Regions from separate parts of the Homo sapiens genome. Here region 2 is linked to region 1. The links are chromatin loops, found by intact Hi-C in ENCODE. Cell type or tissue: IMR-90. All regions are shown on one strand. Links, peaks and the distances in the headings refer to the core of each region. The heading gives the core; the rest is flanking DNA. Region 1 overlaps KIAA0319L (KIAA0319 like). Region 2 holds the start of PSMB2 (proteasome 20S subunit beta 2).

Evidence for each region. A loop is a pair of places that touch in the nucleus more often than their neighbours do. Peaks named below come from ENCODE experiments on the same cell type or tissue, not always from the same donor. Only the 100,000 strongest peaks of a DNase experiment are listed, where the experiment ranks them.
Region 2: a loop joins it to region 1, with 5 times the contacts of the local background. A loop is called at or near these places in 2 of 110 quality-filtered maps.

Annotation. Positions count from the first base shown.
Region 1 is chr1:35,436,027-35,452,495 of GRCh38, forward strand. KIAA0319L (KIAA0319 like) reads right to left here. Exons shown (of 21, transcript NM_024874.5): 13 at 15,602-15,750; 14 at 14,332-14,483; 15 at 13,841-13,979; 16 at 12,147-12,306; 17 at 8,135-8,277; 18 at 6,880-7,002; 19 at 6,220-6,310; 20 at 5,021-5,112. Among named protein-coding and RNA genes, the nearest start is that of ZMYM4-AS1, 78 kb to the left of the region's middle. RefSeq lists a silencer at 15,074-15,253. In IMR-90, for the core only: a CTCF peak has its summit at 15,222 (motif pointing right); DNase peaks (open chromatin) are centred at 15,215 and 16,205; H3K27ac peaks cover 1,572 bases.
Region 2 is chr1:35,634,978-35,651,446 of GRCh38, forward strand. It overlaps PSMB2 (proteasome 20S subunit beta 2), which reads right to left and starts at 6,549. Exons shown (of 6, transcript NM_002794.5): 1 at 6,365-6,549; 2 at 1,333-1,455. The coding sequence starts at 6,455. RefSeq lists enhancers at 5,524-6,489, 6,278-6,737, 6,490-7,454. In IMR-90, for the core only: no CTCF peak of the experiment used is centred there; a DNase peak (open chromatin) is centred at 2,564; H3K4me3 peaks cover 646 bases; H3K27ac peaks cover 378 bases.

The sequences.
Region 1 (16,469 bases), core at 13,966-16,465:
TCAGGTGAGGGGTGGACATCTTAGGGAGAGGGGAGAGCCCTCTCCAGCACCACAATCTCATCATCCAATAATCATTCTCCCTTCTCCGGGGAGAAGGATCCAGATCTCCCTCACATACTGAAAGTGCCTTGAGAGGATTCCCAGCCATTCAGCCCTTCCTGGCCACACCTGACTTAAGGGTGGCAGTGCCCCGAGCTCTCCAGGCTGAGCGCATCCAGACCCTGATGCGCCTGCCATTCAGGACCACATGCGCCCAAGGACCTTGTCCATGTACAGCTGTGCCTGTGCCACATGCTCTGGGGCTTGGGCAGGGAGCTTCCTCACCCGCGTTGGTGTCAGGGTTACAGTTCTGGGTCTTGACTGAACCTCTCCTACTGAGTCTTCGGGCAGCGGAGCAGCAGGGCCACAGAAGAACACTGACCGCCAGGACATCTCCAGTGTGGTGGGGACAGTGGAAAGGGCCCTGGCAAGGGCCCAGGTCCTCCAAAGGCCCTGCCTCACCCCTTGAAATACCCACCTGTTCACAGCTGCCTCCTTCCCAAAGCCCCTCTGGCTATAGCAGTGAGGACAGGAGCCTAGGTTCAACCTAATATACTTCAATAGAAAGTTTTAGAAAAAAAATCAATAGAAAACAAAAACAACAACAAAAAACAACAGCAACAAGAGAAAACAAAGCCATAGCTGCTGAATGTAAAGGGGGCCTCCTGAGGGGGGCAGCCCTACACTTACCAGGTGGCACTGCTCTCCTTCCTCAGTTACTGTTCATCCTCAGCCTAAACTGGCTCCTGGCAAACTGTCCGTCCAGACTCCCGCGCACACACATCCTCTTTCCCCCCAACGGACCCACTCAGTTTACCCTTCTTCCAGCTAAACTTCTTCAGTTCCATACCTGACACCATATGGTCTTGAATCTCATTCTCCTCGTCCTCCTAGTGACTCTACTCTAGGCTGGACCTGCTAACCCACTGAGCCCAGAACAAGAACCAGTGCTTCCGGCCTGCTCAGACCCACACCGAACCTGAGCGGGCTCTCCCAGCTCCCTTCGGTAGACACTGCCCACAAGAGACCAGCCCTGCTGCCCTCACCTGGTCGCACGTTGTTGGTTTTGGTCACCTAGATGCCACTGGAACACCCCATGGCTCTCCCCTCTCCCTAAGATGTCCGATGTGCTGAGCTCAGGCTCCCATCCAATCTCACCTCTGCAGCGCGGCACTTCTCCGGGCCATCACCGCCCGTTTCTCCCCTCCTGCCTCAGAAGAGGCATCTGAACTCCATGCTCCCTTTCTCTCCTCTCTTCCCTTCTCCCTCCTTCCTCCTCAGTCAGGAAGCACCTCTCCAACGCACCACTCCTCTACCTGCATTCGACATTGCCACCCACAGATCTGTTCATGAGCCCTTCTCTGAGGAAGAGGAGGCCCTTGCCCTCTGCCTGCCATCCTGCTTCTCTAGCTTTCACTGCTCAGCTTCTAAAAGGATTTTTAAATATTCAGGGCCTTCATCTCCTCACTGCGCTTTCTAAATCACCTGCGCTTTCACTTCCACTGTCACTCCCCACTCTACTGCAGCTCTCTGATGGGCCAGGAGCTTCTCTGGTGCTATCAATTCTGATTCTTTGGCCTTTGCAGCAGCAAACACCGACGGCTGTCCCCTAATGAATCCCCTCCTCCCTCCTGGATGGTCATTCTTGGGGTCCTCAACCCTAGGCCTCTTCTTTTGTCCTTCAACATTCCCCCATAAGGGATGTGACCCTTTGTGGTGCTGATCCTCACCAGCAGATGGGAGATTCCTATTTCTACAGTTCCATGTCTGACTCTTCTGCTGAGTTCCATTTAATTCATCTTCTCTTACCCAGTCACTGCATCAGAGGTTCTGATTCTGTCAACAGCACTATCATTCTCCATCTCTCGGTTGGAAGTCAGCCCTGACCTTGCCAGACCTAGCTATAACCCACTGACACCACGCTGTGTGAATCACTGTCAGCTCCTCCTTGGACCAAAAATCTCCTTGCTGGTCTCCACACTTGTAGCCACTCCCCTTCAATTATTATATGTTGTCACCAGACTGATTTTCCTAAACCAGCTTATCCAAGACTTTGCTTCCCAGCATCACCAGGATAAATGTTTAACTCTGCAGGCTGATAGTCAAACTTTCACAATTTGGGCCTTGTCAATCTTTCATTCTCATTCCCTCAACTCCATTCATAACTGTCTTGCACCAAACACTTGATCTCCACCATTTCTTCTCCAGTCTCTCCCATCTCAGGGATACTACCACCACCCAACCCACAGAGGCTCAGTGCTGAAGCTGGGAGCCATCCTTCCTTTCTCCCTTCTCCCACACGCCTTGGCCAGCAGACCACTAACCTCATCAAGTCTTCCTCAAAAATGTATCTAGAATCTATCTGCCTCTCAACCCCAAGGACATTCTATCTAACTTCCTTTCAGCTAGCCTTTCCCCTCCAACCCCTGCATCTGTCAGCCACAGTTATCTTTTTTTTTTTTTTTTTTTTTTTTTTGAGACAGAGTCTGGCTTTATTGCCCAGGTTGGAGTGATCTCAGTTCACTGAAACCTTCACACCCCCAGGTTCTAGCAATTCTCCTGCCTTGGCCTCTCGAGTAGCTGGGATTACAGGCACCCACCACCACGCCCAGCTACACAGTTGTCTTTTTAAAATATAAACCAAGACCGGGTGCCATGGCTCACACCTATAATCCCAGCACTTTAGGAGACCAAGGCAGGCAGATCACTTAAGCCCAGGAGTTCAAGAACAGCCTAGGCAACATGATGAAACCCCGTCTCTACCAAAAATACAAAACAACAACAACAACAACAAAAAAACCTGGGGATGGTGGCGCATGCCTGTGGTCCCAGCTACTTAGGAAGCTGAGGTGGAAGGATCACCTGAGCCCAGGAGGTCAAGACTGCAGTGGGCCTTGATCGCACCACTGCACTCCTGCCTGGGTGATAAGAGTGAGACTCTGTCTCAAATAATAATAAATGTAAACCAAATCCCACCATTCATCCCCTTAAAAAGCTATCAGTGGCTCCCCATTGTACTCAAGAGAAGTCCTCAGCAGGGACCCTGCTCATCCATTGAGCCTTGGGTCACTCACCCCTTACTCTGTGGGAAGGTGAACCTGTCCATCATGTCACCTTCTTCTACCTCCTCAAATGCTCTCTGCTCCTTCTAGCAGCTGGGTCTGCACCAGTTTTGTTCCTTTGCCTGGAATGCTATTTCCTGCAGCTTTATCTGGCTAGCTCCCACTTATCCAGGTCTCAGCTTAAGTGTTTTTCTTCATAAAGGCCTTTTATGAGCATATTTTATGTATTTGTGAGTTTGCTTAATGTCTGTCTGACATAAGCTACACAAGAGTGAAGTCTGTCCGTTTGATTCACCACAATATAAGCAGTGTCTGGCACAGGGCCTGGCACATAGTGGTCCCGCTCCATATCCACAGATGAATGAGACAGCCCCTGCCCTCAGGGATTTCACTGATGGGTGGGGAGACAGGCAAACATAACTAATCATGAGACAGCGAGAGAAATGCCGACCCAGGCATGTGAGAGAAAGGTGAGCACAACTTGAGGAGGTTAAGGGAGGGATAAGAAAGAGCTTTCTAGGGCTGGGTATGGTGGTGCATGCCTGTAGTCCCAGCTGCTTTGGGAGGCTGAAGCAGGAGGACCACTTGAGCTCAGGAGCTGGAGGTTGCAGTGAGCTATGACTATACCACTGCACTCCAGCCTGGGTGACAGAGCAAGACCTTGTCGCCACATTTTTAAAAAAGAAAGAGATTACTGGATGAACCAGAAGAACTTGTTTAGAAAAGAGGGAGATCAGCAAAGAGAAAGATTCCAGAAAAGCAAACTGATGTAAGCTCACAAAGGCCACATCTACCAGACCAAAAGTTCTAGCTTTTTGTGCTAGAAATAGTAAGTCATTGAAGAATGTCAGGGGGTGAAAAACATGATCAGAGTAACATGATAAAAACCTTGGCTGCAGTGTGAGGGGTGGGTTTTGCACATTTCACCTCCAGGCCCTCATTCTCAATATTCCTGGGTGAAATGCCCCGCCCGCCCTCACTGCTCTGGTTTCCTGGGCTCATTTCAAGCCCCACCACCTCCAGTCTCCACCTTGACAGTGTTGGTGGATCGAGCTGCTTGGTGCAGAGTCCAGACTGCTGTGAGCCTGTTCTCTTCTGCTACTGTGTGTCTTTTCTCCCTCACTAGACTGAGAGCACAGCCTGTGTCTGATGACTCCCTATACCCCCATAGCCTCTCCCTAACACAAAGCTTTAAGCATGAAAAGTGTTTAATAAATGCTTTATATAAAAATAGTTCTACTTGCAGAGTGTTTAGGAATCGCTTTATAGAGTCTAGCTCTCATAAACCAATGATACCTGTCCCATGGCATCCATGATGAGTGAAACCCTCGCCAGGTGACCCAGCCCAGCGGAGGAAGGAAGGCCTACTACCTGCCCTGATCTCCCAGTGCCATCACTCAAAGTCATCTTACTGTTTGTGCAAGGAAATGCCCTCCTATCTGCCCTAAGACACTGACAGAAGCTGAGGACTTGCCAAATGATAAAGATAGGAAGACAGGAGAACAAGGCTGGCTGAAAGGTGGTCAGCTGGCAGACACGGGCCTGGGTCTCATCTCTGCCCATAAAGCACAGACTGGTCAGCAGTAAGAGACAAGTCCAAGGTCCCTGACCCTGACTACCTGGGGCAGTTGGAAAAGCGGAACTCCAGGTGGGAAACATGAGGAGAATGCCCAGGCAAAGGAAAACAACAGGCCCAGCACCCCCGCCAAGCGGAAGTAGCACGCGAAGTGGGTCCTGGAGGCATTTTGTCCAGTGCAGCTCAGGGCAAATCTGACCCTCAGTCTTCATCAGGCAAAAGGGAACAAAATGCTTTGCAAGCACAGTGGGCTGTTAGTGACACACTCAGGAGGGGCTAGTGACAGCAGCCTTCCACAGAGAGAGTGCACAGACCTAGAAGCTCTGGCACCCAGGGCCCCTACCTGCTCGGGAGGTTGGCTTCAGCTCCAGGCTTTCCTGATCCGTGGCATCCAGGATCTTGTACTTGCTTTTCCTCTTGGGTTTTCCTTTTTGCCTAAAAAACACAACCCCCACCCCTGCTCAGGAAAGAGGTTCTCTGGGAGGATGAGGATGAGAGCCAGATGTGCATGCAGGGCCCTATTTTGGTGGGGCACCTACTGAGAGGGGTGTCCTCTCCTCACTTCTCAGCCAGGAAAGGTGGCAACTGTGATTTGTTCCTCAAATGTTCCTCAGCAATTCTGGAGAAGGGCAAGGGAGCTATGACCACCTTGGCACGGACTCACCATCCCACAGGGGCAATGAAGGACAGATTGGTTAAAAACGTAAAGAAAACAAAATCCTCTGCTTGAAGGGTGTGGGAGGAGACAGGCATTACACTAACAAAGTTGGTAATGGTGGTTGTCTTAGACTGGTGGGAATTTTTAAAAATTCCTTTAGTTCTAAGTTTTATAAGAGGTTATACTGAAAGTTGAATCTCAGCTCTGTCACTATCAACTGGTCCTCAGACAGTGATGTACCTTTCCTGAGCCTAAGTTTTTTTATCTGTAAAATGGGAAAAGGTTATGTGTCTTAAAAATGATATTACCTATAAAAATATTATGGCACACAGTATACACAGAAATAATATTATTAATAATGAAAACATAAAATAAATGTAACCATTCCATCTTAGAAGACTCAATAGGAAGACTCAAATGAAAAAACACAGGACGCCTGAGCCTGGCTAGCCTAAAGTGCATGTGTGGAAACATGCACACTCATGAATCCCAACTAGAAAGAAGGCAGAATTAAAAACTCGCGGGCTATGCTGGTGAGGCTACAGTGTGGTGCATTAAAGAAAACACACCTTACAGATGTGATCCGGGTCTGTACCCCTGGCCCTCACGCTCACTCCCCCACCTTGCCCTGCTCCCGCCCAGCCATGTTTCCCAGGTTCCAAATCACTGCAGTGGCTGCCACTCACTGAAGGAGTGTGCCTCTGCCCTCAGGAGAGTCTCAGGGTGAGCAAAGCTGCCCGTGCATGCCTTAGGTGGGTCAGAACTCTCTAATGCTGACTAAGGACCCAGCCCAGTCCTTCCACGTGGAAGGTGCCAAATACCTCTCTGAGGAACGAATGTATGACAAGAAGCCCGAATGAATTTCAAAGGAAAATCCATCTTACCTCTTACAACAACAGATCACAGTCCAAGACAGGATTCCCAAGGCAACAACAATGACAAAGGTAGCAATGATAACATATAACACGCTCCACTCTGCCAAGAAAATCAAAATGGTGAGGGCTGTGGAGGGAGAGGCTGGGAGGGAGGTCTGGGCTGCTCCCAGCTTGGGCAGGTGTGGCTTCACTCTGGAGACAAGAATGCCTCAGGCTCCCCAGGAAGGTAAGACCTTGGAGTTAAGGGCAGCTGAAGCTTTAAACCTTTTGAAATGTCCCTGCTTTCCAGTCCCTGCTCCTGGCAAGCCCTGAGACCCTGCAGCAGTGGTGCAGGCTGAAAAGAGCTTTAAGAGGGAAACGAGGGCTTCCATTAGGCTACAGCACGGAGGCACTCCAAAAGACAGGAGGCTTTTCAGCTGGTGGGATTTAGGCTGTAACTGGCATTGGATCTGAGTTAAGCCTGGTTCTTCTTACACGACTGCTTCAGGGCTTTCCTCTAACCTTGAGCAAGTGTGGAGGAAGGAAGTAAAAGTCCTCTGCAAACAGAAAATACACAAAGTTCTTCTCCTTGCCTGCTCATCTGCTTCAGAAACACCAACACCCACCCACTCAGTGCAGAACCACATTCAGCGCCAAACAGGCTGGCACTGTGCCACATAGAAAACTCACCACAGTTGCTGTCTCCATCCCTCAGCTGCACCTTGATGAAATTCTCCATCCAAAAAGGGTCACAGATACAGCGTTTGGTGAACGAGTCACAGTGGCCATGGTCGGAACAGTTCAGCTGACATGCTGAGAGTGGCAGCAAAGGGAAGAAAGTCAACAAGACTCAGCCAGGGGTGACAAGCAGCACCTAGAGCCCATGAGGGCACCAAAGCACCCCAGATTAATGCTATGTGGTGAAATGTCCTCGAGACCCACCTTGGGCATGGTGCCTGCCTTTCTCATCTCGACTGGACAAAACTGGAGCAGTCAGGAGGCCACTAGAAAGACACTTCCAGCCTGTCTTCACTTGTTGTTTGTCTATATCAGCAATTCTTAATCTTTTATGTCCCACACATCCCCTTCTCACAATTGGAAAAATAAAATACCTATAGTACTTCAAAGGAAGGCAATAATTATATTAAACGTTTTTGAAATATTTAAGAAGACAGGCTGGGCATGGTAGCTCACACCTATAATCCCAGCACTTTGGGAGGCCGAGGCAGGCAGATCACTTGAAGTCAGGAGTTCAAGACCAGCCTGGATAACATGACGAAACCCCATCTCTACTAAAAATATAAAAATCAGCTGGGCGTGGTGGTGCATGCCTGTAATCCCAGCTATTTGGGAGGCTGAGGCAGGAGAATCACTTGAACCCGGGGGGGCGGAGGTTGCAGTGAGCTGAGATTACACCACTGCACTGCAGCCTGGGCAACAGAGCAAGACTCTATCTCAAAATAAATAAATAAATAAATAAATAAATAAATAAGCATTAAACAACAAGAGCTAGAAGTGGGTTTAACAACTATCATAATTTTGAAGTAGTGATAAGTAAAAATGACATCATGTAATGTGATAGGAAATTATTTGTGATTTCTATTGCCTCAAAGCCACAGGTTCTGTTGATACTACTGTAGTTTGTTGCCTACATTGATCATTGAAGTAAACAGTGAGTTTCAGTCAGAGGTTAGTGAAAACAAAGATGTAAATTTTTCCCCACTCAAGCTCACAGCCTTCTGAACACGATCTCAGGGGCCCATGGGCCCCAAGTTAAGAATCCCCAGTGATGAATCAGGACTCTTTCATGGTAATAGTAGTGCAAGAGAATGATTATCTCCATCTTCCCAGAGAAAAGAAGATGAAGGCCAAGGACAGAAAGGACCAATGGGTGAGCTGCAGGCACTAGGTAGGCTCTTGCTCCCAAATTCCCAGAATTACTCACTGACAGTGTTGACTTCCAAGGCTCTGAATATCAAAAAGTCTGCCTTTTGCTTCCGCAGCTCACTCTTGAGCATCGCTGCCACCTCATGGCCTTTGAAGATCTGGTGGGGAGGCTCGTTTTGAACAAAAAATACCATTTTGGTGCTGCAGAGACATGCAACAGTACTAATGAGCTGAAGCGGTCCATACCTGCAGCAACAGCTAACATTTACTAAGTACCTTCTGTTTGTGACAGACACTGTGCTAAGTGTTACATGCATTCTGTTACTACAAGCCAGTGAGAAAGGTGTTATCAGGGTCATCTCCATTTTACAGAGAACAACACTGGGGCTTTGTAAGAGGGGTTAAGTAACTTGCCCAAGGTCACACAGTTGATTATGGCAGAGCCAGATCCCAACCCTGTTATGTCTGACTACAAAGTCTGTTCTTTTTAAAATGCCCTAAGCTGCCCCAGCTAACAAAAGAACCCATTCCTCCAGCAAGAAGACCCATACTCTCCATCTAACTGGAGGATGAGACAAATGGGGATTTGGTATGGCTACATTCCTGCTGTCCACCTTTTTCCAGCTAAGACTGCTGGGTTTGTGACTAGTTTACTTGAAAGACAAACCACAATGCTTTGTTAATGTAAATTGTTGGACAGCATCACAACATAGCCAAAACAATTATGATGACAACAAAAAGATCTTACACTGTAGTATGGCTGCTATGAACTTATATTACTCCATGCCCAGAATCTGTTTGCTGATTGTCAATTCCTGTCCAAGATAGGCCACATGTGAACTCACATCTGGGTAGTACCAAGTCTGTTCTATGCCTTAGCCTTAATTTTTAGTAGCCTGCCCCTTGAGCTCCATGTGAGTTTTACAATTAGAACCTTCTAAATCAGTGAGTCACACTGGTTTACAGGTGTGACCAAGATATTGATCCCCTCATCATGCAGTGTGGCTGGGTGGGACCTGGGCATCCTAGAGGCCCTGGACCAGTTGCTTCCAATACAAGCAGCCTTCTCTGTTTATCCCAAGGTGCCCTATAAATGGTATCATTTTCCAGGCATGCATGACATAAAATCTGAGAAGTACTGCCACAGACTTTCTAAAAGCTTGCTGCACAGTGGGATTAACAATGGGGCATTATCAATTCCAGAAACAAACAAACAAAAAAAAACTTTTGCCATAAAGGATGTGTGGTCCGTTGCCCATTATCTTCTCCCAGTTACCTAATTCATGCTTACAGTTTCAATTTCGGTCTATATATCAATAACCCTCAGATCTTTATCTCCTTTCCCCACATCTCTCCTGAGTGACCAGTCTATATCTGCAAATACTTGTGTGAATATCTACCCCAGAGCTTCAACAGATACCTCAAATCCAACAAGTCTCAAAATCAACTCATAACCATTAATTGCACACTATGTGTGAGGGACTATACAAACATTAACTTATTTAATCCTCATAACAATCCTATAAATAGGTACTAGTATTTTCACAGATAGTAAAACAGGTTCAGAGAGGTGAAGTAACTTTCCCACAGAGCTAACACTAGTAGGGCAGGGCTCAGAAGCTGGGTCTAATATAAGGGCCATGTTCTTTCCTACTGTAAAATACTATTTTCTTCCAATCACATGTTCTTCCTGAATTCCTTAACTAAGTCAATCCAGTACAAGCCAGAAGCTCAGGGAAACCCAGAAGCTTCTCTCTTGCTCATGCCCCCTATGCAGTGCTGGTGAATCTGAGCAACCTGTCAACAGTGCTCTTACCAGCACTCTTGCTAACATCTTTCCACTGCTTGCCAGCCAATTCCCGCCAGCTTGGATCAATCAAGCAGCCATTTGCCCTGTTCCTACTCCCAGGCTGCTGAGTATACTTATCCCTAATCGTGCTATCTCTGACCTAGTGAGCCCTGACTGTAGATTAAATTCACCTGGGGAGCTTTTCCATTCTAGGTACCCAGACCCCACTCCAGACCAACTGAACTATAATCTCTGGGGCTAAGGCTTGGGCAGTGTTATGTTCAGACAACCTCCGCAAGATTCTATTGTGTGGCTGGAGTTGGGAACCACTGCTCTCACCTCATGTTTCCAACTTGGCTGGTCCCCCAGATCTGCCTCCATTTATTACCCATCCCCTATCTCCACCATCTCCTTTTCCTCTCAGTCTATACAAATGCTCACAAACTTCCTATTTTAAAAAGATGTTCATGTTCCACAAGGACCACAATGAAAAAAAATTTTTAAAGATATTCTTTCAATCCTACCTCCCATATTATTTTCAGCACCAACTTCCTCAAAAAGGTGTTATACTGACCATCTCTGTATCCTCAAACCATGAAATCTGTCCTCTGCCTCCAACATCTAAGTAAAATGCTCTCACTATAGTTGCACTGATCTACTAATCACAAACCCATAGGCCTACTTTGTGTTCTCACCACACCTCCATCCCTGTAGCATCTGAATCCTTTGGAAGCACCCCTTTTGCCAGATCACCCCTTAACTTCCAGCAGACTACTCTCATTTGGTTTTCCTCCCACCTGATTGCTGTTTCTTAGTTTCTTTTGCTACCTCTTCTTTCTCTGCCTCCTCCTTAAATAATGATGCCCTTCAGAGTTGTGTCCTTATCCATCTTAGCTCTCTCCTAGTGAGACTCACCCGTTCTCATGGCTTTGGCTCCTGCCTGTATGCAGTAACTCCTATCTCGGGCTCTTCCTTCCACAAGTTCCAGCCTTTACTTGTGGCTATCTGACGGAACATCTCCTGACGCAGCCAGTAAGACACCCCAAATTCAATCATCCATACTGGTTTCGCCTGCCTTCCCAATCTCAGTTAATGACCTGAACCATCTATCCAGACATCCAAACCAAAAGCCTCACATTTGCTATCTCACTCACCTTCATTCGTAAAGGGCCAGGTACTACTGAATTACCACTGAATTTCTTTTAATTTCTTCTCCTCTTCTTCCACTATCTTAATTCAGGTTTTATTACCTTTTCACTGGACTAGTCCAGAAGCTTCCTGAATGGTCTCCCAGCCTTTGGTCTCTCCCTATTTTAGACTAGCTTCCACACTACTGATCTTTCTTTAAAAAAAAAAAAAAAAAAATCAAATTATGGAAATTCCTTGCTTTTAAAAACAAAACAAAAACTTCACACACATAAAACAAACCAACTTGGATCTGCCTACCCAAACTATTAAAACTAAGATCCTCAGCTTGCATATAACTGTTCTCAATCTCCACTGCCAGTCTTGTCTTCTACCACATCCTGGGGCCACTAAGCTTGAACCAAGTGACTTCTTCTGGAAGAAACTGTGTACTTTCATACCACAGGGCCATTGCTCAATGCTGTTGCCCTGTTCTGAATTTCCTCCCCATCCTCCCATGCCTGGTCAATATAAGTTTCCTTTTCCCCTTTTTTTTTCTTTTTTTTTTTTTTCTTGAGACAGTCTCACTCTGTCTTCCAGGCTGGAGTGCAGTGGTGTGATCAGAGCTCACTGCAGCCTCAAACCCCTGGGCTCAAGTAATTCTCCTGCCTCAGCTTCCCAAATAGCTTGGACTACAGGCGAACCACACTGCACCTGGCTAATTTTTAAATCTTCTGTAGAGGTGGGGTCTTGTTATGTTGCCCAGGTTGAAGTTTTCTTTATTCTAGAAAAATCTTTGGATTACTCCTACCCCAACTCTCCTAGAAGAATTCATTGTCCTTGCCACAGTGTTCCACAATGCCGCTTGTTGTACCAAACCCACACCGTACTAATGTTCCATATTTACTTATCTCCTCTACTAGACTGTGGTTGTCAAAATAGTTGACCTCCTACACCCTGGAGCCCTGCTGAAGTGTCTAGTACAGCGCATGTCACCTGCACTAGAAGACAGAAGTCTATTGAAGAAAAGGCAACATGAGTGTTTCTGGTCAGAAAGCCCACCTTTCTCTATCTAACCACACTATTTCTCAGCTCATTCAAGAAGCCCGGGGGCCCCTGGTCTTTCCTTTGCTCCCCCCATTCATTGCCCAGCTACCTCTGCTCCGTGTACGGCTGAATCTTTTGCACAATGATGTCGGAATCCAGCACCCCCAGGAGGACCCCAATCTGGCGGATGAACATCCCCTTCAGCCTCTCAGTTAGCTGACTGACGTTGATATCCAAGATGATCTCCACCAGGTTGTTTTTCCTGGGATCTGGAAAGCATGTGGATCAGTCATGGCTTTAGAAGTAGGAGAGTAAACACAGACCTGCCACTGTGCATTTGCTTTGGCACAGGAGAGAAAGGAGTGAGAACATTCAGATATCCTTCAAATGGAAAGGGACAATAGTGAATTCCTGATCGGGCAATCTGGGGCTGGCTTAGAAAGCTTCTAAAGCACTCCTGCTCTCTATACCAACCTGAGAATTCCCACACATGTGCTGGGGATAAGGCTGAAGCAGTGATGCAATGAGGGGTGGGGAGTAATGACGGGAGTGGGGAAGAGAGAAACACTTAAACATTTGTTTTAAAAGCCTCTGTGCAACTGGCAGTGCTGAGCAATCCAGGCCAAGTGGGGGTTATTAAGCAATCTCTCCTGACTCACATCTGATTTTCAGTGCCTCGCTGTATTTTGTGCACAACAATGGGAGGAAAAGTGTCCATCTCAACAACCTCCTCAATAATGGGAATGCATCCGTCCCTCCAGGTTTAAATACAGTTAACAAAAGAAAATCCAGTCAGCCAAGACACAAGGATTTCCTTAGAGCCACATCACAGCTGCACTATCTTTGTATAACTCTAAAACGGTGAGGCTATCATGTTTTACTTTTGAATATGTCCTAAAGATGTTCTACATTTGGAATTTCAAACTGATTGTTTGGAATGCCTTATTTACATACTTGAATGCACCACTTGCCTGTTCTGATGTATAATTTGCATAATTAGTAGACTATCTGTGATCTGACTTTAAACACCAAAGAGATTTTATAGTGTCTCAGCTACTGTCCTTCCTAGAGGCAGGACAAGGACTGGAAGACCTCCCAAGATCCCTTCCTGTCCAAAACATCCATATATGAGGTTGGCCTAGATAATAAAGAGTAGGTTTAAAGTTAATACCATTTCATCAGAAGCTCAGGAATTTATACAGCTCTATCCCACCTCCATACTCAGTGCCTCCCTATCACCATATTAATCTCAAAGCAAAATAAAAACATGGTTCTATTTAAGAAGAAAATTTTTATTTCTGCAAAGCTGAAAAATGTAAAGAGCACTATTACTTTACCTTCCCTGGATTATCAGACAAGGCCTGAGGCTCAACTTATAAAAATAAATTGTTTTCTGCATCTGGATGCTGATGAGACATCATGACTCAAGCTATTCCCATGCTCAGATTCCCAAGCACTCTGAGCCCTCTCTCATCAGTCACGAGGAGAGGAGAAAGTGCTGGACTACGAGCACAAAGGCCTGGCTCTGACACAACTGCTGTGTGACACTGAGCAAGTCCTGCCCTCTCTGAGTTTGTTTCTCCATCTGAGATGAATAGGGGGAGGTCTGTATTTCTGCATGGGTAGGAGGTATTATTGGAACAGACGGTCTCTATGGATTTTTCAGCTTGGGGTTTCTCGATTATTTTTAAAGCTGGACATGCCATCTGGCTCTGTCCATGCTCGGGGAAGGGGATCTCAGGATAGAGGCCTTGATTGGCTGATTCAGCAATTCTACTCAGCCTCATCACTAAATGAACTCACCAGGTTTCACCTCCACAGTGGTCCGGTCTGTGTCACTCTCACCCTTTGCATCGGTCACTTTCAGGTGAAAAGTGTAGGTTCCCTCAACCAGGTTTGAAAGAAAAAGGATAGGGTGATGGTCAGAGTGATTTAACACCTCCTGTAGGGTTGAACAACATGGCTATGTTACAGAACAAAATGCCATTCCTTTCCTGGAGTCAGTTGCTGCTTTCACCATAACTAGGCCCTTCAGGGCTGAACTGTTTCAACCTTGGGCAGTTCCTGATACGGAACAGCATTGCAGCCTACAACTGCTAGGATCAGGGAAGGGAAACCCATTCTGTGCTATACTAGCTTACAGAATGACCCTAAGCAAGTCACTTCACCTCCCTGGATTTCAGAGAACAATCTGGGTTTGATATAAGGGACCACTTGATTAAAGCATATACTGGAACGCGTGGCTCCTCCTCCTCCCCACTCCTGTGTAGCTCTCCAGCTCCTAGCACACTTACCCCTGCTGCTGGGCTCCCCTCATCTCGAGTCCAGAGGTAGCTGACTATTCCCTTGTCATCTGAGGACTTAGAGCCATCCAGCTCTGCTGTGCTCGTGGGTAGGGTAATCACCACATTCCCAGTTATCTTGGCTATAGGTGGTTTGTTTATTTCTAATCAAAAAGAAATCATTGACATAATGTGACATTCTGGAAAAGAAGAAATGTTTCTTCATGATGCTTATGGGGAAATTAAAACATCAAGAGTACCTTAACTGGAGAACCTTTTTAAGTGCCTGTCCCTGCCACCAACCAACAGTGTAGATGAAAGCTACCAGCGCTGCAGTCCTGAGGTTCCAGTCCTACCCAGAGAAATGTTCTCCTAACACTGTACAACAGAGGGGACGAGTGTGCTTTCCTCTCATATTCTCCCAGCAGCCTTCCCAAATGGAATCCATTTCTCTGCTTTGGAGGTATGTGATGATCAGAAATAACGGCCCAAACTGGCTTAAAACCTTGGAGTTTAGGTTTCACCTAGCTGATCTTGCAAATTCTCCTTCAAAATATCTTAAAATGTTATTCTCTGAATATCTTTTTGGACCCCTTCCTTGGAACTTCACAAGAGAAAACAAAGAGCTACCTCTCTTATTCGGAGCCCCACGTGAAGCTCTGTATATTCAGATGTCTGTGCAGTATTTACTCAGCTTGGTATCTTATGTCTGGAGGTCTGCATATCTGATGGTTTTTCCTGCTATCAACTTAAGGCCCTCAACTTAAGGCCCTCTCCCACAGCTCTCACTGGTCACTGTGCCTGTAAACTAGAGCAAGGCCTCTGGCTGGCCTCAGCTCAAAGGCTCAGGGCAAGCATAGTCAGCTGTAGTGCGGCCGTCATTCTCAAGCCTGACAGCAGGTGTCACTGTAGCTAACAGGAGTCACGGCCCAGGTCTCAGCAATGCAGAGGGGCAAAATAAAAATGCAAAGAATAGAACCCTTAATTCTTTCCCTATTCAACTGAGAAATAAAGTAAGGAGGGAAGGAGGGAGGACTGAAAAGAAAGTAAGGGGATGAGAGGGAAGGGAAGATGTAAGCAGGAGGAGGGAGGGAAGTTAAAATTCACCTTACAGTCCAATTAAAGGCTGTTTTAGAAAAGAAAATAACAATTGCCCTCACCCCAACCCTCTTACCCACCTCTTGCTATCTCTAATCAATTTCTGCAGGCAAACATGACAGGATAAATTCTTCAGCTATCTGACCCTAAGAGGCTGCTACACAAACTGGAGGCAGAGAGGTACCTTCTTTGACAATGACATTCACAGAGCTCTGGCTTTGCAGGTTCCTCTCATCTTTGACAGTCAAGGTGAACACATAGGTCCCCACTTGCAGCCCAGTCACAGTAGCAACACTGCTGTTAGCATTCTCGAGCTGCACCCCATCAGGTCCCCTGCAAAAAAAGAAACTAGAGGGTAGAGTTGTACCTGTCTGCTGCTGTCCTGTCCCTAACTTAGCAGGAGGAGACAATGACTCCCTCAGCAAAGACACGAACTACTGTTACCCAGACCTTGACAAGACATGTTTAAAAATATTTCAATTGGACAAAGTGTCATTTGGCCTCAAAATACAGGCTGCCTGCTGGTCAGAAAATTCAAATAGCTTTCAAACACCTCTAGCCTTATCCTTTATATGAGCTTCTAGAACACTTGAACGCTTTACCATTCTAGTTTGTAAAAGGAAGAAAGTTCTCTGAGCAAGTCTCTGATCAAAAGAATGATTTAAGAGTGATGTTTCTAAAAAGCATTTCTGGCCCAGTAGTTGGTTTGGCTCTTGCCAGCAAGGAAGCAAAATGCATTTCTTAATCACGTGCCCAAATCCTTCCTGATGAAAGAAAAGGAAATGGGGCAAGACTGCAGAGGAACTCTCAGGACAAAATCATCTTGTTTGTAGCAACTCTATAAGCAAAGTTCCCTCCAGCTCCTGGACAGGGGCCATCAAGCACCTAGGACACCCTACAACCCTTCTTCCCCCTTGTGGCCTCAGAGACTTGCCTGCAGCAGCCAAGGGAGCTCTGTGCCAACATTCAGGCTGCACACAGCCAGAGAGCCCTCTGCTCAAGGATCAAAATGCCCCAGAGCTTTTAACTACAGGAAAGCCAGAGAAATCTGC
Region 2 (16,469 bases), core at 1,018-3,517, 190 kb after region 1:
GGCCGGGCGTGGTGGCTCACACCTGTAATCCCAGAACTTTGGGAGGCCGAGGTGGGCAGATCATCTGAGGTCATGAGTTTGAGACCAGCCTGACCAACATGGAGAAACCCTGTCTCTACTAAAAATACAAAATTAGCCAGGCGTGGTGGCACATGCCTGTAATCCCAGCTACTTGGGAGGCTGAGGCAGGAGGATTGCTTGAACCTGGAAGGCAGAGGTTGCGGTGAGCCGAGATTGTGCCACTGCACTCCAGCCTGGACAACAAGAGTGAAACTCCATCTCAAAAAAAAAAAAAATTTTTTTTTTTTTTGTAGAGATGAGGTGTCACTACATTGCTCAGGCTAGTCTTAAACTCCTGGTCTCAAGTGATCCTCCCACCTTGTCCTCCCCAATTGCTGGGATTACAGGCATGAGCCATCATACCAGGCCGATGGTGTTAGTTTTATCTATCAGCTATCAGTGTTACAACAGTTCTCTGCTCTAGGATTTTTGTAGAAAATCTTTTATGAAGGATTAGAATCTTTAGGGTCTAGACAACTTCTTAAACACAGAAAACTCTAATGAAAATATGGGCTGGGCGTGGTGGCTCACGCCTGTAATCCCAGCACTTTGGGAGGCCGAGGTGGGCAGATCACAAGGTCAAGAGATGGAGACCATCCTGGTCAACGTGGTGAAACCCTGTCTCTACTAAAAATACAAAAATTAGCTGGACGTGGTGGTGCGTGCCTGTAGTCCCAGCTACTCAGGAGGCTGAGACAGGAGAATCGCTTGAACCTGGGAGGCGGAGGTTGCAGTAAGCAGAGATCGCGCCATTGCACTCCAGCCTGGGCAACAGAGCGAGACTCCGTCTCAAAAAAAAAAAAAAAAAAAAAAAAGAAAATATGACCACATAAGTCTTAAAGAATATTATTTTTCAGTTCAAATTTAAAGACAAACCAATTGTTATAGGCTGAATTTTGTCCACCAAAAATTCATATGTTGAAGTCTTAATCCCTAGTACTTTAGTATGTGACTGTATTTGGAGAAGGGATCCTTAAGAGGTTATTAAATTAAAATGAGTTCCTAATTCAACATGACTGGTATTCTTAGAAGAGAAAATTTGGATATAGTACAAAGAGAAAAATCACGTGAAGACACAGGGAGAAGATGGCTATCTGCAAGCCAAGGAGAGAGGCCTCAGAAATCAACGCTGCCAACACCTTAATCTTTGACTTCTAACATCTAGAACTGTGAGAAAATACATTTCTGTTGTTTAAGCCACCCAGTCTGTGACTTTAGTAATGGCAGCCCTAGTAAACTCATATGCCAACTAAAACTGTAAGTCTTACCCACCATTTCGCATCTTATAAAGTTGCACGTTTTTCTGAATATATTCTGCAAACTGTACAGTGTCTCCAGCCTCTCCAACACACAGGAGTAATATCTTTTCACTCATCTTAAACATCTTGTCATGATCTGCTCAAAGAAGAAAACTGTGTTAGAAACTGCCTTAACAGACATTGACCGTCATTATTTATGTAACCATAAACAGGTTTATTAATTACTACAGTTGGCCTTCCATATACATGGATTCTGAATCCACAATTCAACAAACTATGGATCAAAATTATTCAGAAAAAAAAAAAAATGGATGCTTGCATCTATCCTGAACATGTACTGACTTTTTTTCTGGTCATTATTCCCTAAACAATATGGTATAACAACTATTTACATAGCACTTATGTCATATTAAGTATTATAAATAATCTAGAGATGATTTGAAGTACACAGGAGTACCTGCATAGGTAATATGCAAATACTATACCATGTATATAATGGACTTTAAGCATCTATGGATTTGGGTATCTGCAGGGGTTCTGGAACCAATCCCTACAGATACCAAGGGACGACTGTATATTGAATAATTTAACTAATTATTGCTTTTAGAAGATTTTAATAGGTAATGGTATCAATTTTTCTCTTTCACTCTTCATGTTAAACCATCAGCATATTGTGTAATGCCAATTTCGGTTGGAGAATATACATGAAAGCTACCAATTGAAAATACAATTTAAAGCATTTAAAGGCATTTGAAATGCAAGGAACAGAACGACAGAAGAAACTGAAGGAATCCAGCCAATGGCGATTATCTTTAGGCTCATGATAACAAAGCCCTAAAATGTTTCCACAACTACAAATGTTAGTTATTATATTTATACACATACAAAAGCATATATGAAAAGGACTGGTGCTATAATTAAAATTAAGGAACCATTTCAAGAAAGAATAGAAAATCAACTGAGAATATTAATCACTTTAAAAAGTAAACAAATTCCACTTCCAAAGAAAAAGAGAAAATTAAAATGATTGCCAAAGCAAAAATTCTAGTGAATATTTTGACAGTAAGCTATTTAAAATACCTCACAAAAATCCTAATACTCTAATCTTATCTAGCTGAACCAGAGTCATTCAGATTAGACAGATAAATAAATATTCAGGTTACAGTTATTGCCTAAGGAAGAAAACTCCACATTCAGTCTGCAGCTTCAGAAAAGGCCTAAATCTTCCTATCTCACTTTCACTTTCACTTTTCATTTTTCAAATAGTGCTGAATAATCCTCCCTGGGAGACACGTTTCCTGTTTGAAAGCTTCTGAAATGCCAAAATCCTTTAATAGGATTTAAAGAACAAAATGCTACTGTCAAATACTTTACAAGTGTTTCAGAGTTGTAGATACCAGTAATATGGCTTCTTAGACTTGGAGGGAAAAAACACACAAAATGCACCTGTAGATAATATCAAATTGCCTCAAAACTCCTAAACAAACACACTTTTATTTGTTATGCAGGCTAGATTTAAAGATTGTTAGTTTGCAAACTTGTTAATAAACGAAAAACATTCACTTATATTATCTATGCAAAGAAAAAGGAGCAGAAGGGTATATTCTAAGTGCTTGCCAGTGGTAAGAGTATGGGCAGTTTTCGTTTCCTTCTTTTGCTTGTTGGTTTTTCCTAAAACTTCTATACTTAACATGCCTCACTTTTATAAGAAAGCATTATTCAATAAGTTCGCATTATTTTTATAATAAGAAAAAAGATATTTTTATTTGAAGGGGGAGCTTGTTTACAAAGAACTTATGTCACACTTAGAAGAAAGGCTAAAATCCTAGGCAGTAACCTGTTCAACTTTAAAATTAGCTTAATACAAGGCCAAAAATGTTTTTTAAACACTGAATATGTCCAATGAGTAGCAGAGGGCAACATATTTAATAAAAACACAAGAGATAGATACTTAGAGACCCCTGAGTTGTACAGGAAACTGCCTGTGTAGCTCTGGGGAATTTCTGATTCTTGACGAGGAACTTACGAGATCCACATACATGAAACAAATGGCCAACAAAATGAACAACATTAGCATGTCATACTGTGGAAAACCAACTGAACTAGAATCCAAGAGACCTTGGTTATGATGTGGACTTGGCACTCTGAACTTCGGCAAATTACTTGTCCTCTCTAAGCCCCAGTTTCCAGATGTGTGAAATGTTATTTCCAAATGTGTGAAATGTTAATAATATGACTTACCCCTGTCTAACTCACAAGTGAGAAAAACTAATGAATTCTATACATGTCCAATATTATGATACTCAGTGTTAGATAATGTAGTTCGGATTATACATGCTATAGGAATTCAGAAAAGAGAGAATTCTGTGTGGGCTGGAGTACTCCGAGTAACTTAAAAGCAATTCTACATAGGCCAAGAGAAAAGAGACATGAAATGCGGCATATAAGCAAACCAAAAGTTATACCACTTAATAAGGTGGCAATCCTCAGCAAATGTCTACTCTATAGTATCAAAATGTTTTTACAAAGTGACATACTGGACAATTGATTGGAAGTTGTATTATCATTTTATACTTGGAGAAAGGAGTCCCAGAAGGTTACTATTTTTTCAGCATTCTTGCCTACTCTAAACAAGCTCCATCGTGAAATGAATGATTAGAAAAAAGTCATCAGACGGCTGGGCACGGTGGCTCACGCCTGTAATCCCAGCACTTTGGGAGGCGGAGGCAGGTGGATCACCTGAGGTCAGGAGTTTGAGACCAGCCTGGCCAAACTGGTGAAACCCCGTTTCTACTAAAAATACAAAAATTAGCTGGGCATGGTGACGGGCGCCTGTAATCCCAGCTACTTGGAAGGCCGAGGCAGGAGAATCGCTTGAACCCAGGAGGTGGAGGTTGCAGTGAGCCGAGATCGCGCCATTGCACTCCAGCCTGGGTGACAGAGCGAGACTCTGTCTCAAAAATAAATAAATAAAATAAATAAAAAAGTCATCATACAATACTAAAATTTCTATTATAATTTGTTTTATACCAGAAAAGACTATAGGGAAAATTGGAATGTGCAGAGTGCAACTATTTCCAATTATTTTTCAAGAACTAACTCAAATTCATCTTTCTCCCATACCATAGTTATCTTTCTTTTATTACTCTTAGGATTTGCTCTTGAACTCATTAATTTAAAAACCAACCTACTACTAACTAGTAATACTTCTTTTATTATATAAAATCATCTTGCAGCATTTATTTCCTTGTTTTCTTAATGTCTTGGACTCTTCTATGGGTTATAAGTAATATACTGCATCCCCTATAATGACTAAAAGTACTGTGTACATAAGTAGGCTTAAAGCACATTCTACTTTTCAATGTGATTTCACATACATTTGGGATGAAACAAAAGACCTGTAAAGATAATGATTATTGTTCTACCTAGACATGACTTAATGTTAAAATCACTTGCTTGTCAAAGACCTTAGTATTCAAAATAATGGACAAATTTACTCTCAAAACAAATTCACTCCTTTGGAAGGACTGGCTTACAAACAAAACTTCTACAAACTAATCATAGAATTTCATAAAGTATAAGGTGCTATGTTAAGTGATTTACATTAATTCATTAACCTTTTGAGATAGGTGCTATTACATTACCACCTTATAGATGTTAGCTCTAGGGCACGGAGTTAGAGAAATTTGCTTAAGGTCACAAGTGGCAGAACCTGGGTTCAACCTATGCAGTGAGTCCAGACATTTTGCCCCTAAGTACTATAATATACTATACTATACTATACTATACTATACTATACTATACTATCTATACTAAATTACTCAATACATAATTTTAAGAAGATTTTGGTTGTTTTTCTGCAGAATCTAAGTTTGTTTTCCTTAACTGATCAAAGACGTGCTACTGTTGAAAAAGTATTAAGCTTTGGTTCAGATGACTTAATGGTCATTTGACAAATATGTTTGGGCACCTACGTACACTTAGTATTATTAAGTACCTGCCTAGTGCTAAGGATTTGCACATAACTCATTTACTAAATCCTCCCGACAAGTTTGTGAGTTTGGTATTGCTAATCTTAAAGATGAGGAAATCTGGGCACTGCAAAATAACTTATACAAACTCATAAGGCAAATAAATGACAGGGCTCCAATCTCTTAACTCCATTAACTACTTAAATATAAGGAAAACCTGGCAGCCATTGCTCTGGAAAACTGGAAAAGAAGAATCGGGAGCCACGGGAAGAAGGAAAATGCCAAGCTTCTGGTCCCACAGTCTCACTCTCCCCAGGATCCCACCTTATGCCGCCAACAAACTAACCTCATTACTAGCGACACCAGGAAACTTATCAGAGATTCGGGGATCTAGAGAGCCAGTCCCACAGTCTCACTCTCCTCAGGATCCCACCTTATGCCGCCAACAAACTAACCTCATTACTAGCGACACCAGGAAACTTATCAGAGATTCGGGGATCTAGAGAGCCAGGCTCTGGGCAGGCGCTTAAACATTTATAAACTGATTCCCTTTAGGCAACTCTCACCAAGCAAGAAGCATTTAGCGAAGGCCAGAGCAGAGCACTGACCCAGGAGCCCTGGAGGAGCAAATGCCAAGGTCCCAGACCTGTCTGCCTGTTTCGCCTGTAATCCCAGCACTTTGGAAGGCCGAGACGGGCGGATCTCCTGAGGTCGGGAGTTCGAGACCAGCCTGACCAATATGGAGAAATCCACATCTCTACTAATAATACAAAAATTAGCCAGGCGTGGTGGCGCATATCTGTTCCCAGCTACTCGGGAGGCTGAGGCACGAGAATCGCTTGAACCCGGGAGACAAAGACTGTGCTAAGCCGAGATCGCGCCATTGCACTCCGGCCTGGACAACAAGAGCGAAACCCCTCTCGAAAAAATAAATAAATAAATAAAATAAGTACGGGCAGGGCAGGCCGGCTTCCATCTCTCAGATCCTCCCTGGTACTTATTCAACCCCCGACAAACTCCTTCTGGCCGCTCCTACACCCCAGGCCTGGCCGGGCCTCCCCTGCTTCCTCTCACCGTCCTTCATCTGGACAATATTGCTGGCGGCCACCCGGTCGGAGGCGACAAGAACATAGTCGGGGCCTTGGATACCGATGAGGTACTCCATGGTGGCGGAAGGCCAGGGGCTGCAGGTCCGACACAGCACGAGACTCGCCCGCTTCCAGGTCTCACCGGTGAGACAGCACCTCAGAGCGAAGATTGGCGCGACGCCTGCAGCACGACTTCCACGGCGCTCTCGGATGACGTACAACTGTCGCGAGAGGTTGCAAAGCGGGCGCGGCGCCGGGTGCCTTATGTTCAGTGCTTGTCTCTGGGATCGTACGGGTCTCCTCCGGAGCAGGCTGTGCAGGTCACTTGCCTTATGTGACGCCCAGTTTCTCTGTTTACACACTAAGATTTTAAAAGTGGCTTTAGGATAAAATCACGCAGTGTATGTAAGGTGCCGAGCACGTGTGGGTGTCAAAAAGGGGTAGGTAGCCAGGCAGCCGTTTCCCTACGTTGCTCGGTAAAATCTCCCCAGAAACCCCTTTCCTGCAAGCCAGATTGGAGAAAAATTAACTTGAGGGGAGCCTTACTTCCATCCTTCACAAAAATAGTATATGGTTGGATTAAAGATATAAGCATGGCCGGGCGCAGTGGCTCACGCCTGTAATCCCAGCACTTTGGGAGGCCAAGGCAGGCGGATCACCTGAGCTTGGGAGTTCGAGACCAGCCTGACCAATATGGAGAAACCCCGTCTCTACTAAAAATACAAAATTAGCTGGGCGTGGTGGCGCATGCCTGTAATCCCAGCTACTCTGGAGGCTGAGACAGAGAATCGCTTGATCCCTGGAGGCGGAGGTTGCGGTGAGCACTCCAGCCTGGGCAACAAAAGCGAAACTCCGTCTCAAAAAAAAAAAAAAAAAAAAAAAAAAAAAAAAAAAAAAAAAAAAGAGAGGGAGAGAGATACAAACATGGAAGAAAAAGTAGAAAAATATTTCTGTAATTTTTGGAAGAGATGTGTTTCTAAGCTTGACAGGGAACCCAGAAGCAATATGAGAAAAGACTTGACAGATTTGACTACCTAAAATTACACGTCTCTATGTGGTGAAAGTCATTATCATGCTCAACAGTAAATGTAAATTGGGAATGTTTCAATTGTAGAAATAGTTACTATTTTGGACCTTATAGACAGAAGAAAGGAAAAAGTTAATATCTATAACTTAAAAGATATTCCTACAAACCAATGGGAGGGGAGCCGGGTGAGACAATACCATTTTTAAAAGACCCGGCAGGGCACGGGGGCGGATCAAGAGGTCGGGAGTTCGAGAACAGCCTGGCCAATATGGTGAAACCCCGTCCCTACTAAAAATACAAAAAATTAGTTGGGCGTGGTGGCAGGCGCCTGTACTACTCCGGAGGCTGAAGCAGGAGAATTGCTTGAACCTAGGAGGCGGAGATTGCAGTGAGCCGAGATAGCGCCCCTCCACTCCAGCCTGTGCAACAGAGAGACTCCATCTCAAAAAAAAAAATAAAAAATAAAAAAAGACCAAAGACTAAGAAAAACAATTCACAAAAGAAGCAACACGAATGGCCAATAAACATGAAAAGATCCTCAACCTTGATGGTAATTAGGAAAATGGGAAATAAGAAACAATGAGAAAGTATAAATTGGGGGTAAGGTTCTAAGTTGTACAACCTTTTTATAGAGAACAATTTTAATATCTGTTAAATATGCATAACCTTTTGAATATGTCCAAAAGAAATGTTTGGACACACAGTCCAAATATTTGTGTACCGAGATACTCAGTGTTGCCAGGGGCAGTGGCTCACGCCAGTAATCCTAGCACTTTGGGAGGCCAAGACGAGCGGATCACGAGTTCAGGAGTTCGAGACCAGCCTGGCCAACATGATGAAACCCCGTCTCTACTAAAAATACCAAAATTAGCTGGGCGTGGTGGTGCGGCACCTGTAATCCCAGCTACTGGGGAGGCCAAGGCAAGAGAATCGCTTGAACCCGGGAGGCAGAGGTTGCAGTGAGCCAAGATCACACCATTACACTCCAGCCTGGGCAACAGAGCAAGACTCTCTCTCAAAAAAAAAAAAAAAAGAGAGAGAGATATTTAGTGTTGCAGCACTACAACACAAAAGAGGACCAACTTACGTGTCTAAAAGTGGAGACATTGTTGGGCCGGGTGTGGTGGCTCATGCCTGTAATCCCATCACTTTGGAAGGCCAAGGTAGGTGGATCACGTGAGGTGAGGAGTTCGAGACCAGCCTGACCAACATGGTGAAACCCGGTCTCTACTAAATACAAAAAATTAGCCGGGCGAGGTGGCAGGCGCCTGTAATCCCAGCCACTTCAAGAGGTTGAGGCAGGAGAATCGCTTGAACCTGGGAGACAGAGGTTACAGTGAGCTGAGATCGTGCCACTGCACTCCAGCCTGGGCAACAAGGGCAAAACTCTGTCTCAAAAAAAAAAAAAATGTAGTACAGTCATAGTGGAATATTGTGCACCCATAAAAAGAATGAGATGAATCTAAATATACCTATATATTCCATGGCCCAAGATACATTAAGTGAAAGTAAAAATGCTTTTTTATATGTAGCCTGATGCCATTTTGTTTAACTATGAATATTTGAATATGAATGGAATACCTGTAAATACCTGTTTACAGGTATTCTAGTGTCAAATTATTTGCATTTATTACCCTGGTGAGTGTAATTTGAAGGGAGAACTTTCACTTTTTATTTTATACACATGGGTATTGTTTGAATGTTTTACAGTGCTCATGTACTATTTGTATTTTTTCTAATAGAAAAAAAAACAGCCATCCCTTTATATCTTGAAGCAATTCTGAAAAAAAGGTGAAATATTTCTTGATTGGGTTTCTGACATCCACAACTGAGTCTTCATACTAGCTTATTGAGAAATGGGAAACGAGTTGCAGTTGTATCTCCAAACACAACTATGCAATTCGTTTGTCTCTGCAGAAATTGTAATACTTTATTCTGAATGTTTCTTCCAGCTCCCTGCACATAAAGGAACACAGAGCCTGAGGAGTTTGAGGCAGCCTATCAATCATGGGATGGATGCCAGGGGCAAGTGAGGTCATTAAGTCAACCATCCACTATGAACACAGCTGCATCCATCACTCTAGAAAGATTGTTTTCTTAAATACCACTTGGAGGGGGGAGGTCTCTCTCTCTCTCTCTCTCATCCTCATTGTGTGTGTTTGTGTGTTTTTTTAATTGCAAAAAGTACATAGTTATACTATATATACACACATACACAAACAATATAGAAGAAACAAAGAGTTAAATACCTTTCCTTCCGCCAAAGGTAACCACCCACTGAATGTCTGTATCCTTCCAGACTTTTCCTTTGTACATACCAATATTCATTCATTCACAAACGCTGCAGATTTCTGAATTGGAAGATCCACAGTATTTTTATTATTATTTTTAAGGACTATCTTTTAAGCTGATTCATCCTTCTTTCTTTCCAGGCTTTTTTATTTTTATTTTTATTTTTTTGAGACAAAATCCTGGGTTCAAGTGATCCTCCTGCCTCAGCCTCCCAAGTAGCTGCACTACAGTCACATGACACCACACCCAGCTCTCCCTAGGACTTTTTGAAATCTGCTTTAGCTAAGTAGCACTAGAGCTGCCCTCATTTCTTGTTAGTATAGAAGAAAGTAGGTTTTCAAGACCTAGCTTGTGCTGTGTCACTCTCCTCCAACTAAAGTCTTAGAATAACTGAGTCTTAGAATTAGAAGTCTGTGGAGGTTCACAGAAGTAGCATAATGTAGCCAAAATATTTACAGATAGTAAATATTTTTGGCTTTGCAGGTCATACTTTCTCTGTAACAACTACTAACAACTAACAACTGCCATTACAGTGAGAAAGCAGCCATAGACAATACATAAACAAGAGAGCATGGCTGTGTTCCAATAAAACTTTGCTTAAAAAACAGGTAGGGGAAGGGGGAAGGTGGGCTTGGCTCATGGACTATAGTCTGCCTCCCTGATATAGTGGAAGGCCTGTAAGTCAACACCCAAGTGTGGTCCCAGCTTTACCTTTTTCAGCCTTGTTGCAAAATTCGTTTAGCCTTCCCGAGCCTCAATTTTCTTATTTATAAAAGAGGCATTCAGAAGAGAGGTTTGCTTTGTGTTTCCCTTGAGATGGGACAAAGACGCAGGTCTGTTTGGTTCCATGAGTATAAGGAACCATATTCTGCGAGAGTTTGGCAGAACCGTGATGAAGAATGACTGCAGTATTGGGGAACATGGCCATAATGTGGAAGCTACCAACCTTGCCAAGACTCCCAAGCCCAAGCTTGAGATAAAAGCATCAGTGTAGCTCACCCTCAAAAGACCCTGTGAGCTTAGACAATAGGATTGGGACAAGTGTAGACTGGAGATCAGAGGCACATCCCTAAACATTCAGGACAGTTACTGTACTGCATACTGTTGATGCCCTGCCCATACTCCGTTTACCTACCTGGGCACCCATTTCCCAGCTGTTATAAATGTTGGTTGATAACAACTCACAACTACCCTTTTCTTCAGAGAATTTTCCTCAGCCAAATAGGAGTCCGCCTTGCATAGGAGGCTGTTTGCCAGTACCCACTCCTTGCCAGTGATTGACTGATTGACTGGCACAGGAATAAAAAATCAGTTCCCTGAATTTAAGTGGGATACAGTTTGTCCTCCCGAGTCTCCCTGTGGAATCAGTCTAAAGCTGGTCTCCAGCCAAGACCAAGTTCGTGCTTAGCTTTTTCCCCCTACCCTATCTTGCTTCCTAACTCTGCTTCTCCTGAGAATACTTCCCCAATTAATGACTTGAACTAGCATCCTCATTTTGGTTCACTTCTAGGGAACTCAAACTAAAAAACATTTGGCACCAGAAGTCATCCTAGAAAGCAGTCTCCAAGGGATTCTGGAGTGAGCTCACTCACCACCTAGAGGATGATGAGGACACCAACGCTAGCAGTAGAAAGAATATTGATAGTTCCCGACCTCCTGTAACAGTGCTACAGCAGGTGAAAGCTCAGTCTTTCACCTGTGTTTAACTGGGATGGGTTATGGTGAAAAGGGATGTAGTAGCTGGAAAACTCTTGGACACTTGAGAAATATGAGAAAAATAGTAATTGTCTGGACCAAAGAATTGGGTGGCTATTGCTAAGTGCCATTGATTCATTAAAGAAAGAAAGTGAAGGCTGGGCACAGTGGCTCACAACTGTAATACCACCACTTGGGGAGGCCAAGGCAGAAGGATTGCTTGAGGCCAGGAGTTCAAGACCAGCCTGGAACATAGCAAGATCACACCTCTAAAAAAAAAAAAAAATTAACCTGGTGTGGTGTATGCCTAGCTACTACTACTTGAAGGGAGGCTGAGGCAGGAGGTTTGAGGTTACAGTGAGCTAGGATTGTGCTACTGTACTCTAACCTTGGCGACAGAGCAAGACTCTGTTTAGAATGAAGGGGGAGCAGGGAAAGAGGGAGGGGGAGAGAGAGAAAGAGAGAGAGAGAGATTTGTATGTCTTTAAGAGAATTGTTTAAAGCAAAAATAACATATTGTAGGCTGGGCGTGGTAGCTCACGCTTGTAATCCCAGCACTTTGGGAGGCTGAGGCGGGCAGATCACGAGGTCAGAAGATCGAGACCATCCTGGCTAATACGGTAAAACTCCATCTCTACCATAAACACAAAAAGAAATTAGCCAGGCGAGGCCAGGCACCGTGGCTCACGCCTGTAATCCCAGCACTTTGGGAGGCCGAGGTGGGTGGATCACAAGGTCAGGAGATCAAGACCATCCTGGCTAACATGGTGAAACCCCGTCTCTACTAAAAATACAAAAAATTAGCAGGTCGTGGTGGATGGCGCCTGTAGTCCCAGCTACTGGGGAGGCTGAGGCAGGAGAATGGCGTGAACCCGGGAGGCAGAGCTTGCAGTGAGCCGAAGATTGCGCCACTGCACTCCAGCCTGGGCGACAGAGCGAGACTCTGTCTCAAAACAAAACAAAACAAAACAAAATATATTGTAGGATTTATAATGTATTTCAAAGTAAAATGTAGAATAACAAAAGCACAAAGGCCAGGAGGGGAGGAATTGGAATACAACTGCTATAAAGTTCTCATGCAGTACATAAAGTAGTATAACATTACTTGAAGGTAGTCAGTAAAAGATGTATGCAAGAAACCCCAAACATACTAAAATAATACTACAAAGGGTTATAGCTAATGTGTTAACAGAAAACAAAATGGAATAATATACTCAATCCAAAAGATGACAAAAAAGGAAGAAAAGAAAAAGCATAACAGACAAATAGAAAACAAATAGTGGCTGGGCTCGGTGGCTAATGCCTATAATCCCAGCACTTTGGGAGGCCAAGGCGGGTGGATCATGAGGTCAGGAGATCGAGACCATCCTGGCTAACATGATGAAACCCCGTCTCTACTAAAAATACAAAAAATTAGCTGGGTGTAGTGGCGGGTGCCTATAGTCCCAGCTACTGGGGAGGCTGAGGCAGGAGAATGGCGTGAACCTGGGAGGCGGAGCTTGCAGTGAGCTGAGATCATGCCACTGCACTCCAACCTGGGCAACAGAGTGAGACTCTGTCTCAAAAAAAAAAAAAAAAGAAAACAAATAGCAAGATGGTAGATTTAAATCCAATGATAATGTCAGTAATCACATAAATATAAATGGTCCAAACACCTCAATTGAATGGCAGAAATTTTCAGGTAAAATGAAAAAGGAAGACCCAACTATATGCTGCCTACTAGATACCCAACTCTTCTACATAAATGTTCATAACAGTTTTATTTGTAATAGTAAAAAACTGGAAAAGACGGAGAAAGAGAGTCATGCCTATCAACGGAATAACACATTGTGGTATCCAGACAATGGAATACTACTCAGCAATAAAAATGAATGAGCTATTGCACACAGCAATATGGATAAGCCTCAATTATGCTGAGTGAAGAAAAGAGACAAAAATCACTGTACGATTTCATTTATATAAAATTCTAGAAATGCAAACTAATCTATAATGAAAGAAGATCTGTAGTTGCCAGGGGAGGGAAGAGGAAGAGAGGGTTCAGATGAAAGGATGCAATAGACATGAGGAACTTTTGGAGGGTGATGGATATGTTCATTATCTTGATTATGGTTATGGTTTCATAGGTGTATACATATGTCAAAATATTGTATGTGCATATTTTGTATGTTAATTATATCTCAATAAAGCTATTTTGAAAATAATACTATACTAGGGAATTAATAGAAATTGATGCCACCTTCAAATATGTGAAGGATTCAGTGGCGGTTGTCCCATCATAACTCAATTTAACTGACCAATCTGCCTCACGTAACGACTAGATGGATTATTACAAATAATAGCCCCCCATGCTGGGCGCGGTGGCTCACGCCTGTAATCCCAGCACTTTGGGAGGCCAAGGCAGGCAGATCACCTGAGGTCAGAGGTTTGAGACCAGCCTGGCCAACATGGTGAAACCTCGTCTCTATTAAAAATACAAAAATTGGCTGAGTGTGGTGGTGCATGCCTGTAATCCCAGCTACTCGGGAGGCTGAGGCAGGAGAATCACTTGAACCCAGGAGGCAGGGGTTGCAATCAGCTGAGATCAGGCCGCTGCACTCCAGCCTGGGCGACAGTGATACTCCATCTCAAATAATAATAATAATAATAATAATAATAGCCCCCCATTACATCTGCCGTGTTGGGTTTGGTATTACTAGAGAAGAATAATACAATCTTGGGTACATGGTTTGCAGCTATTGATCTGATAATGCATTATTTCTGAGTCATTCGAGAAGGAGAATCAGAAGTAGTTTGCATTCACATGGAATAAACAGTATACATTTATGGTATTTCCTCTAGGCTATATTAATTCTCTTACAGTATAGTAGTCCATGCTCTTGTAGAATTCAATTCCTTGACCGAAAGCCAAATCAACTCAAATGACTGAAATGTGTCCCTCTCTAGGCATGTCAGATTGCTAAAAATCAGAGAGTATATATATGAACTGGGAGCTGATATGTTTAATGTCTTGATGCTACCCAAAGAAATTACTGTTGGTAAAGGTAGAGACCTAGAGTAAAGGAGATACTAGAAGCAAAAGGAAATGCTTTAGCAGATCCTCAGCTAACAGGCTGCTATATCTAAATTCCTTAAGCAAGAATCTCTTATAGAATAGAAAAACAAATTCACGAAGAGGCTCAGAGATTACATCATAGAGGCACAAAATCTAGTCTCTGATTTCATATTGTACCTAGATTAACAGCCCAGGTAAAAGGGAACAATTTACATATAAGCTAAAAGAAAACACAGCCTAGCTATCTAAGGTAGACTCAAGGAGTTGTTTAAACATGTTTTCTTAGGCCTGAAAAATCTTGCGCCATGTGTCCAGAGTGCCTTTCAGATTCTTCTTATATTTCCAGTCATTTTCTCACAGTTGCTTGATGTCCGTTTTCTAGAGTCATCTGCATCTACACAGTTGCTGCCCTGATAGATGATTCAGTATATGACTCAAAGACAAAAACAGGATAAAAACATGTTGATTGACACTTGAACTAAAAATTAGCCCTTTCCAAATGAACCTTCATCTTCAAAGAAAATCAACAATAATGGTAAATACCTAGATAATTTTTATTGGTCTCTCCGAAAGCCTGGGCTGAATGAAGACCAAAAGGGAAAATCGTGAAGTTAAACATTCCCACACTCTTATGAAAAGACTGACTGTTTTCTGAGGCCATGGTATGAAGTCAGAGTCTGTTTTAAAACCATCTAATCAATAAATGAGAATTCTGTGCCCTTAGTAACAAGTAATTACCAGAACTGGTTTTAAAACCTTTTAATCAATCAACAACACACATCAGTGACCATAATTTTTTGCAAGCAAACCACTCAGTGACAACTCCTTGTTTCTAAAAGCCAGTCAGGATTTAACTCATTCCAGTAAACATACTTCTGAATGTCAACCAATGAACTGTCTCACCTGAGTAACCACACTTCTAAAGATTATATCAACCCACTCATGCCTCTGAAAATCCACTAGTCCTTGAATTCCATGCTTTCCCCAAACTCTAAGATTAGCAATCTGCTCTTCTTAGAGGAAACTGTGCCTGACCAGCATATACTTATGTGAGCAATAAATTAGGCTTTGTATTTTTTGTTTTGGATATTGAGTGGTAGTCTCATCTATTGACATGTGGAAGACTGCCAGCTTTGAGTGTGCCCAGAGCAAGAAAGGGCTGTGCAGCAGCAGCAGACTGCAATATAAATAGCCCTGCCGCTTGGGCCATTTGACTCAGCTGATCACATGTTACTAGAAGTATCTTTGGTAGAGGAAAATGCCGAATGAAAGTTCTGTTAGTTTACAATGGAAGAATTGTACCTCAAACTTCAAAGACATATCATCCTGTAGAAACTGAGTGTCTGACCATAGCACATTAAAAGGCCGTGTAGCTTCATCTTTCCATATTGAGTTGGATTCTGACAAACCCACCAAGTTATAAATGTCAAGTGGGCCCAGCTGTAATCCATCATAAAATGGAAGTGATATATCTTGGATCAAGCTCAAGCAAATCCAGAGGGCAGAGGTAAAAGTGCATGAGCAATTTGGCAGGGGTAATTAACCCTAATCATCATGAGGAGATAGGACTGCTGCTGCATAATGAGGGCAGAAGGGAATCTGTCTGGCACTCAGGTGATCCGCTGGAACATCTCTTGGTATTCTCATGCCCAGTTGAACTATAAATGGGCAGTTTTAGCAACCATGGCCTGATAAGGATCTGGTGACCAGGACAACATGAGAATGAGAGTGTGGGTCAACTCATAAGGAAAGCCTAAATGGCAGAAGAGGGAGATGATGACTATCAGTTACAGCTCAGGACTAAATGCAACAGCCTGGGCTATATTTCATTCCATAAACCCTCCTCTTGTAAGTTTTCTTAGAAATTGTGACCAACCAGGATGCAGGAGAAGCTATGCCTAGACAAAATGAATTTAATGTGAGAAGCCAGTGAAGCTGCTAGGTGCAAGGTGTGGACTTTAGTGGATCTATCAGTGCACCACCCTTCAGCTATGTTGATTGACAACAACTCACTGCTGCCTTCTC